Regions from separate parts of the Homo sapiens genome. Here region 2 is linked to region 1. Evidence: chromatin contacts called from ENCODE Hi-C data. All regions are on one chromosome and are shown on one strand. The core of a region is the stretch at or near the end of the contact, and the rest is flanking DNA. Distances in the headings are between cores, read along the strand shown. Region 1 overlaps PTPRU (protein tyrosine phosphatase receptor type U). Region 2 has its middle 340 kb from the start of MATN1-AS1.

Region 1 (3,273 bases), core at 115-2,614:
CAGCTAGAATGTATAATATACTTGTATTTGATGGTATTTAGTTGCTTATTTTATCTAGATGTAGAATTAAGAACACAGATTCTGGAGTCAGCCAGTCAAGAGTTCCAATCCCATCTCTGCCACTTACTAGCTGTGTGCTCTTGGGCCAGTCACTTAACATCTCTGTACCTCAGTCACATCTAAAATGGGTACGACAAGAGCACCTACATCGTGGTAGTGTTGTAAGTTTTAAATCTATAAATATGGGTTTGTGTGTGTGTCTACACACAGATATGTTTAAGTGCCTGACACAAAGTAAAGTATTAGCTATCATTATCTTTACCATAACAAGGGTTGAGGAAAAATCACAATGTTTTAGAAAGGTTTACAAGCACAGGCCACGCTACCTCTCGAATGCGCCCCTCCATAGCCCTGGGCCCACCAGAGACTGAGGCCAGGGGTAGCTGCTGCACCCACCTGCGCATTTGGTGCGGCTGATGAGGGGTGGCCCAGGGCGGCCAGTGCCGCCGTCTCCGGGACGCGTGAGCAGCACGCTGATCTCATACTCTGTGTCGGGGTCGAGGTGCCACAGCTTGTAGGTCTGCAGGCTGACGGCGTGCACCTCAGCCCAGGGCCCGCGCGCCATGCGGTACTCAATCTCCTTGCGCACGATCGGCCCGTCGCCAATGATGGAGTTGGTGTTGAGCTGGATGATGAGGTAGGTGGGGCCAGCACGCAGCAGCTGTGGGGGCGCGATGGGAGTTGGGGGCTCTGCGAGGAGATGGGGGAGAGGCGAGGCGGACCGATGCTGCTGTGAGACCCCAGCACCCAACTCTGAGTTCCACCACACCCAAATCCCTCTCCGTCCTCCTAGGGCCTCTCACGCTGCTACCAAGCCCTCAACCAGACCCGCTCTCCTACCCCCACTAAATCCCGGGCCCTAAGGGGCACCTGGCTCCAAAGGCTGACCCCGCCCTCGCCCATCAGCCCACAACCCCTCTCTCAGGCCCCTCCTAATCCCCCACATCCTCGCCTCCTGGAGCGGACCGCAGGCCAGCTAGGATCAACACAGAAGTCACACAGCCAGAACCCCACCCCTCTTTAGGCTCTCACCTTGACCCTGTCCGTCCCCCTCGAAGCCAGCCCCGACCCCTAGATCAGATCTCATCCCGGCTGGGCCACTGCCATTTCCACAGGCCCATCTTCAGATAGCGCCCCAGCGACACCCTGCCGGCCCCACCCCCCACGGCCACGCCCCCGGGCAGAGCCCGCCCCCGTCGCCGGCCCCGCCCCTCGAGGGTGAGGTCCCGGCGCTCCCCGGCGTCCACCAGCTGACCCTTGACGATGAGCTCCGCGAAGTTAGAGACGCCCGCGCCGCGCGGGGCCTGGGACACACAGCGGTACAGGTCCTGCTCGGCGCGGCTCACGGCAGCCAGCGGGAAAGTGGCCAGGAAGCGCCGGTGGCTGATGTGCCGCACGCCCGCCGCCGGCACCAGCGCCCCGCTCTGCCGCTGCAGGGAAGAGAGTGAGGGGGTCAGGGGCGCCTCGGAGCGAGGGGTCCCGATCTCGCTCTGACCCGGGCCCCATTTAGCCGTCCCTACTACACCGCGCGGACATAGGTTCCTGGAGCCGCGCTCTAACCTGGGGGAATGGGGGACCCAAGAAAGCGCAGAGCAGAGCTAGGGGAGGGCCGGGACGCTGTGCGCAGTGCTGGAGTATGAAGCAGGGACTCAGCAATCTGGGGGGAGTCAGGGCCAGAAGCAGCCACCAACCCCCTCCCACCCCGCCCCCAGCCAAGATCACCGCTCCCGCTCACTTGCAAGAGGAAGCGTTCGGCCTCGGCCGCTCTGCCCGCGGCCATGCACTGGAACGACGCGTTCTGGCCCGCGTTGACCTCCACGTCGCCCAGGCGGGAGAAGTGTGGGGCCTTTGCTGCGGGGTTAGAGCTGCATCGTGAGCTGGGCCTGCACCCCCTGCAGGCAGGAGCCGCGGCCGCCCACACCCCTTACCCCTGCGCCCCCAGTGGGCTGGGACTCACCGCAGGGGTAGCTGAGAAGCAGGATGTCATCTAGGCCCATGTAGCCCCTGCGGTCTGGGGAGATGAGGGCCTCAAACAGCACCTGGGGGAGGCGGGAGGGCCCCTATCATACTGATATTCCTCCAGCCTTGCCTGGGGAGGTGCCCACTTTCAGCTCGGCCTCAGCCTCCTCTGCCTCAACTAGCAGAGGTCAGCCCAGCTCACACTGACCCTCCCTCCCAAGCCAGCTAGTTGGGGGTGGGGTCCCAGCGCCCATAGTGAACAAGGTGGAGGCCAGTTTCCACCCAAATCCTGGACAGTTACCCTCAAGCAGCCAGACAGAGTTTCCAGGTCAGCACTGTTCCAACTCACCCTTGACCTGGGCCAGAGGCTATTCCTAGGAACAATGACCTCAGATGCTGAACCCAGACTGGCCCCAGACTGACCCCTGGCCTTGACCACAGGTTGCCTCTGATACTGAATGCAGACACATTCTAACTTCAGCCACTCATCTACTCCAACCTCAATTTGACATCCATCTGCCCCACCTCCAGGCACAGGCTGACCGCTGACTGAACCCAGCCCACCTGATATTCATTGGGCCAGAAAGTGCTGACAGCCAGCTCAGCCTGGTGCCACTGACGGCCGTGGGATCCAGTCATATTCCACACAGCACTGCCCAGGGGGCCCCCATTAACGCGCACGTAGACGCCCAGGGTGCCCGGGCTGTGCCCGTCCCGGCTGTACAGGAAGTAGCTGAACTGCACACAGTGGGTATCATTCTCGCTCAGGCTCTGGAAGATGACATGGGCTCGCTGGCCTGGGGCATGCTGGGAAGTGTTGACCATCAAGTAGGAGCCTGGAAAGAGAGGAGGAAGAGGCAGGAGATGAGGAGACCTCAGGGGAGGGACAGGGCCAGGGCAAGGGGAGCACTGAGGAGGACTCCAGGCAACGGGACCCACCAGGAGTCAGGGATTCTGAGTTCTGGCCCCAGCTCCACCTCCCTGGGTGAGTCCCTTCACTTCCTAGCATCTGTTTCCCACAGGAGACCTGGAGCAGTAAAAAACACACAAACCTGACTTTGTCAAAACCATTTAAAGGCTGGGCGCGGTGGCTCACGCCTATAATCCCAACACTTTGAGAGGCTGAGGTGGGTGAATCACCTGAGGTCAGCAGTTCGAGACCAGCCTGACCAATATGGTAAAACCCTGTCTCTACTAAAAAAACAAAAATTAGCAGGGTGTGGTAGCATGTGCCTGTAGTCCCAGCTACTCGGG
Region 2 (3,380 bases), core at 132-2,631, 1.1 Mb before region 1:
CAGTAATGGAAGTTTGGGTGACTCCACCAAGCGGAGAATACTGACATCTCCATCTGAGCTTTGGGTTGAGACTGGGGGCGGGGAAGCTGGCGGGGGGAATATGGAAGGAAGGGTGGAGAAAGGTAGCCATACATATCAATGATGACCTCATGACCAAGTAGGAAAATTTGCATGTTTTCAATTTGCTTACTCTATGTCTGTGTTCACTTACATATGCTAGCTACTTTCTTCTTCTTTTTCCTTTTTCCCATTTTTATTCTATATACAAGTGGTTGGAAGTTAACTTAACAATTTAGTCTTCAGTAACAGAATAGTCAGTGAACTGTGACTGAATTTGAGGAGTAATTTATAGCCAGCAGTGGATGCAATGAGTCTTGGGATCATGTGCCTCCTCATTTTGGAGAAGGATCTTGTTCCCTTGTAAGACAGATAGCTGTCTCTTATGAGATGGAAATGATAGAGTTCTGTTGCTGTTATATGGGAATCCAAATGTGTGTAGAGTGTGTCTATGAAAGGTGAGCAGGTGTGGACCGTGCCAGTTACAAATTTATTGCCTCTCAGCTCCAATTCACGCCTCGTTGCCTGATCTGTGAAAGTGGAAATGGGTACCACTCTGAATATTTTTCATTTCCCGGTTGGCATGACATTAAATGTGGTCAGTAGAGGGCAGCAGAGAGACATTGCAAGAGGAGGGAGCTTTCCTTCCTAGTTCTGGTTTCTTCCTGGGTTAGGCAGGCTATGGCCGCAGGACTGGCTTCCTTAGGTCCCAGGTCCTGTAGCACAGGTGGCTTCCCCAGCACCCAGCCTTCTGGCACATGTGGCCTCTCTAGCATTCCCTTGGTCCTGTGCAGACAGCATTCCCAGGCCCAGCTCCTGTAGTACAGGCAGCCCCACCAGCTCCCAGCTCCTGCAATGCCAGTCCTTCCTCAGTGCCCAGCTCCTGCAGTTCAGATGGCTCCTCCAGTGCCCAGCTCCTGCAGTGCGGGTGGCTCCTCCAGTGCCCAGCTCCCGCAGTGCGGGTGGCTCCTTCAGTGCACAGCTCCTGCAGTGTGGGCGGCTCCTCCAGTGCACAGCTCCTGCAGTGCAGGGTCTTTCCCTGTGCCCAGCTCCTGCAGCCCGGGTGGCTCCTCTAGTGTCCAACTCCTGCAGTGCACGGCCTTTCTCATGCCTAGCTCCTGCAGTGTAGGCAGCCCCTCCAGTGCCCAGCTCCTGCTGTGCACAGTGGTCAGCAACTCCCAGTGGCCAGCAGCAACTCCCAGCAACCCCCTCAGGTGGTTCTGTAGCCACGTGCCTTCCGTGATTCACCTCCCCGTAAATGGTGTTTCTCTGGCATCCTAGAGAGTAGATTCCTGACAAGTTCTGGAGGGCAGATTCCAGCAAGTTCCACTCACGTGGCAGTATGGCAACTTCCTGTCCATTCAGTAGCCACAACTCTGCCCTCTCCAACAGGGCCTGGGTTTCAGCCGTGGGGCCTCCCCCTTGGTGGCCCTCTCTAGCCCCTGAGCAGTGGCTGCTCTTCAGATTGGCTGTTTCTGTATTCCATAGTGCCCCCGCCACCCTCACTAACGAACCCCTTGTTACTCCAACCCACTGTAGCAGTTAATAATTCTTTGTATTAAACTTTCCCTGTATGGCTTCTGTGTCCTGCTGGAACCCTTGCTGAGACATCGGGGCCGGTGTCCTGACAACCACCCCGGCAGAGCTTGGTCCAGCTCCACCACCAAACAGCTGCGTGGCCTTGAGCCTGTCGCCTCCCCTCCCTGGGCCTCTTCCTCATGTGGGAGACAGCAGCCTGCCCCCGGGCTGCTTCAAAGATGAAGGCGGGTGAAGAATGCGGCGGCGCTTTGAACCAGCGCATGGGAGGGGAGGGAGTCCATTTGACTCTCCTCGGAGTGCACAGGCCTCCTGAGAGGGTTCTTGAGATGGTCCCCACCCCTGCCTGCCCATCCTCCAGCAGCCTGTTTATCCCCTGTGCAGGACTTGATTATGGGGCTCAGCCAGCCTGGCAGGCCTTGCAGAACCCAGCGACTTGGGCTGTTAACTCCTTCTGAGCCAGCCCGTGAGTCACTTAGCAGATGTGCACACATGAGGATGGGGAGGCAGTGCCTGCAGGGGCCGAGAGTCAGAGCTGCCTTGCTGCCGGGGCTGGGAGTCAGGATGTGGTTGTGGGCATAATTCCCGCGGGAGACTTGGTTTCCCTTAGAGTTCTCTGAACCTCATTTGACCCTTTCTCATAAATCCTTATCGAGTGCCTATTACACAGTGAGCACTGTGCTGGGGCTGGGTTTACGTCGGGGCATCGGGAGGGAAACAGACACCTCCACTGACCACCTGGAGCCCAGTGTCCAGCAGGAAGGACAAATATTAATTTAAAAAATTCCAAAACATACAAATACCCACTGGGGAAAGTGCTCTAAGGGGAGTTAGAGGAACTGTCCTTGGGGGGAACCTTGAATGAGCCCCTTCTCCCTCTGCACCTCAGTTTCCTCATCTGTAAAATGGGGCCAAGCGTGGCATCCACCCCATAGGGGGGTTGTGAGGGTGATATGAAATCTCACCTGTAAAGTGCTCAGTGCGTGCCTGGCACACAGCACATGCCCATGTGCTGATTATTATTAGGATTATGATTTCAAGTTTCTTCATCAGAAGCACGAGATGAGCAGGAACCAATCATCATCAGTCACTGTGTGGCCACAGGCAAGCCGCTCTCCGCCCTGTCCTCAGTTTCCCCATCTGCTGACAGAGAGATGGGAGCTCTCTGCTCAGACATGGGGTCAGGTTTCTAGTCAATGTCAGGGTCCAGGGCTCCTCCCCGAGACCAGATTCCCAGAGGAGGACAGGGTCACAGCAGCCATTGGTCAAGAGGCCGCAGGGGTGAGCAAGAATGGATGGGGTGAGGCACATGCCTGGTCTTTCCTGGAAGCTGTCATTGCAGCCCCCTATCCGAGGAGCGAAACCTGTACAGGAACAACCTGCTCTCTCCTTCCCCCGACACAGCCACTCCATCTCTTCCCACCACCCACTGCCAGGCCCCCTCCCAGGCCCTGGCCTCTCTGGCCACACCGTCAGCCTGGCACAGGGAGTAATTCTGGATTAAGGGGGTTGAGCTGGCTGGAGAGGCCTTCAGGTCATCTGGCTAACCCCATCCCATGGGGGAACCTGAGAGTGGGGTCTGGCGCTGCTCATGGTGTCTTTGGCCCTTGCATGGAGCATGGCACACAATAAGTGCTTAATAAGCTTCTATAGACTGGGTTGGTGAATTACGAATGACTCAGGGGAACCAGACCCAGCTGCCCAGTGACAGCTGAGTCTTTCAACTCCCCATCCATCAGACATCACCAGCAATACCCTGTCTTGGGTACAGCACCCGGCTGTTTGCA

The links. Hi-C counts contacts between places; a loop is a spot of excess contacts on that map. Pooled maps may share reads with other maps.
Region 2: a loop to region 1 is called in a pooled map, with 3 times the contacts of the local background. The contact joins two enhancer-like sites. A Hi-C loop is called at or near these places in 15 of 168 maps with a recorded cell type or tissue (IMR-90, body of pancreas, heart left ventricle and 12 more) and 2 of 50 pooled maps.

Annotation. Positions count from the first base shown.
Region 1 is chr1:29,258,087-29,261,359 of GRCh38, reverse strand. PTPRU (protein tyrosine phosphatase receptor type U) reads right to left here. Exons shown (of 30, transcript NM_133178.4): 3 at 2,584-2,855; 4 at 2,018-2,099; 5 at 1,796-1,911; 6 at 1,316-1,490; 7 at 457-750. Among named protein-coding and RNA genes, the nearest start is that of PTPRU, 23 kb to the right of the region's middle. Within about 2 kb of position 1,364, at least 5 of the 41 ENCODE cell types and tissues checked have a DNase peak (open chromatin) inside an H3K27ac peak, as active enhancers do.
Region 2 is chr1:30,377,853-30,381,232 of GRCh38, reverse strand. No RefSeq gene overlaps it. Among named protein-coding and RNA genes, the nearest start is that of MATN1-AS1, 340 kb to the left of the region's middle. Within about 2 kb of position 1,381, at least 4 of the 41 ENCODE cell types and tissues checked have a DNase peak (open chromatin) inside an H3K27ac peak, as active enhancers do.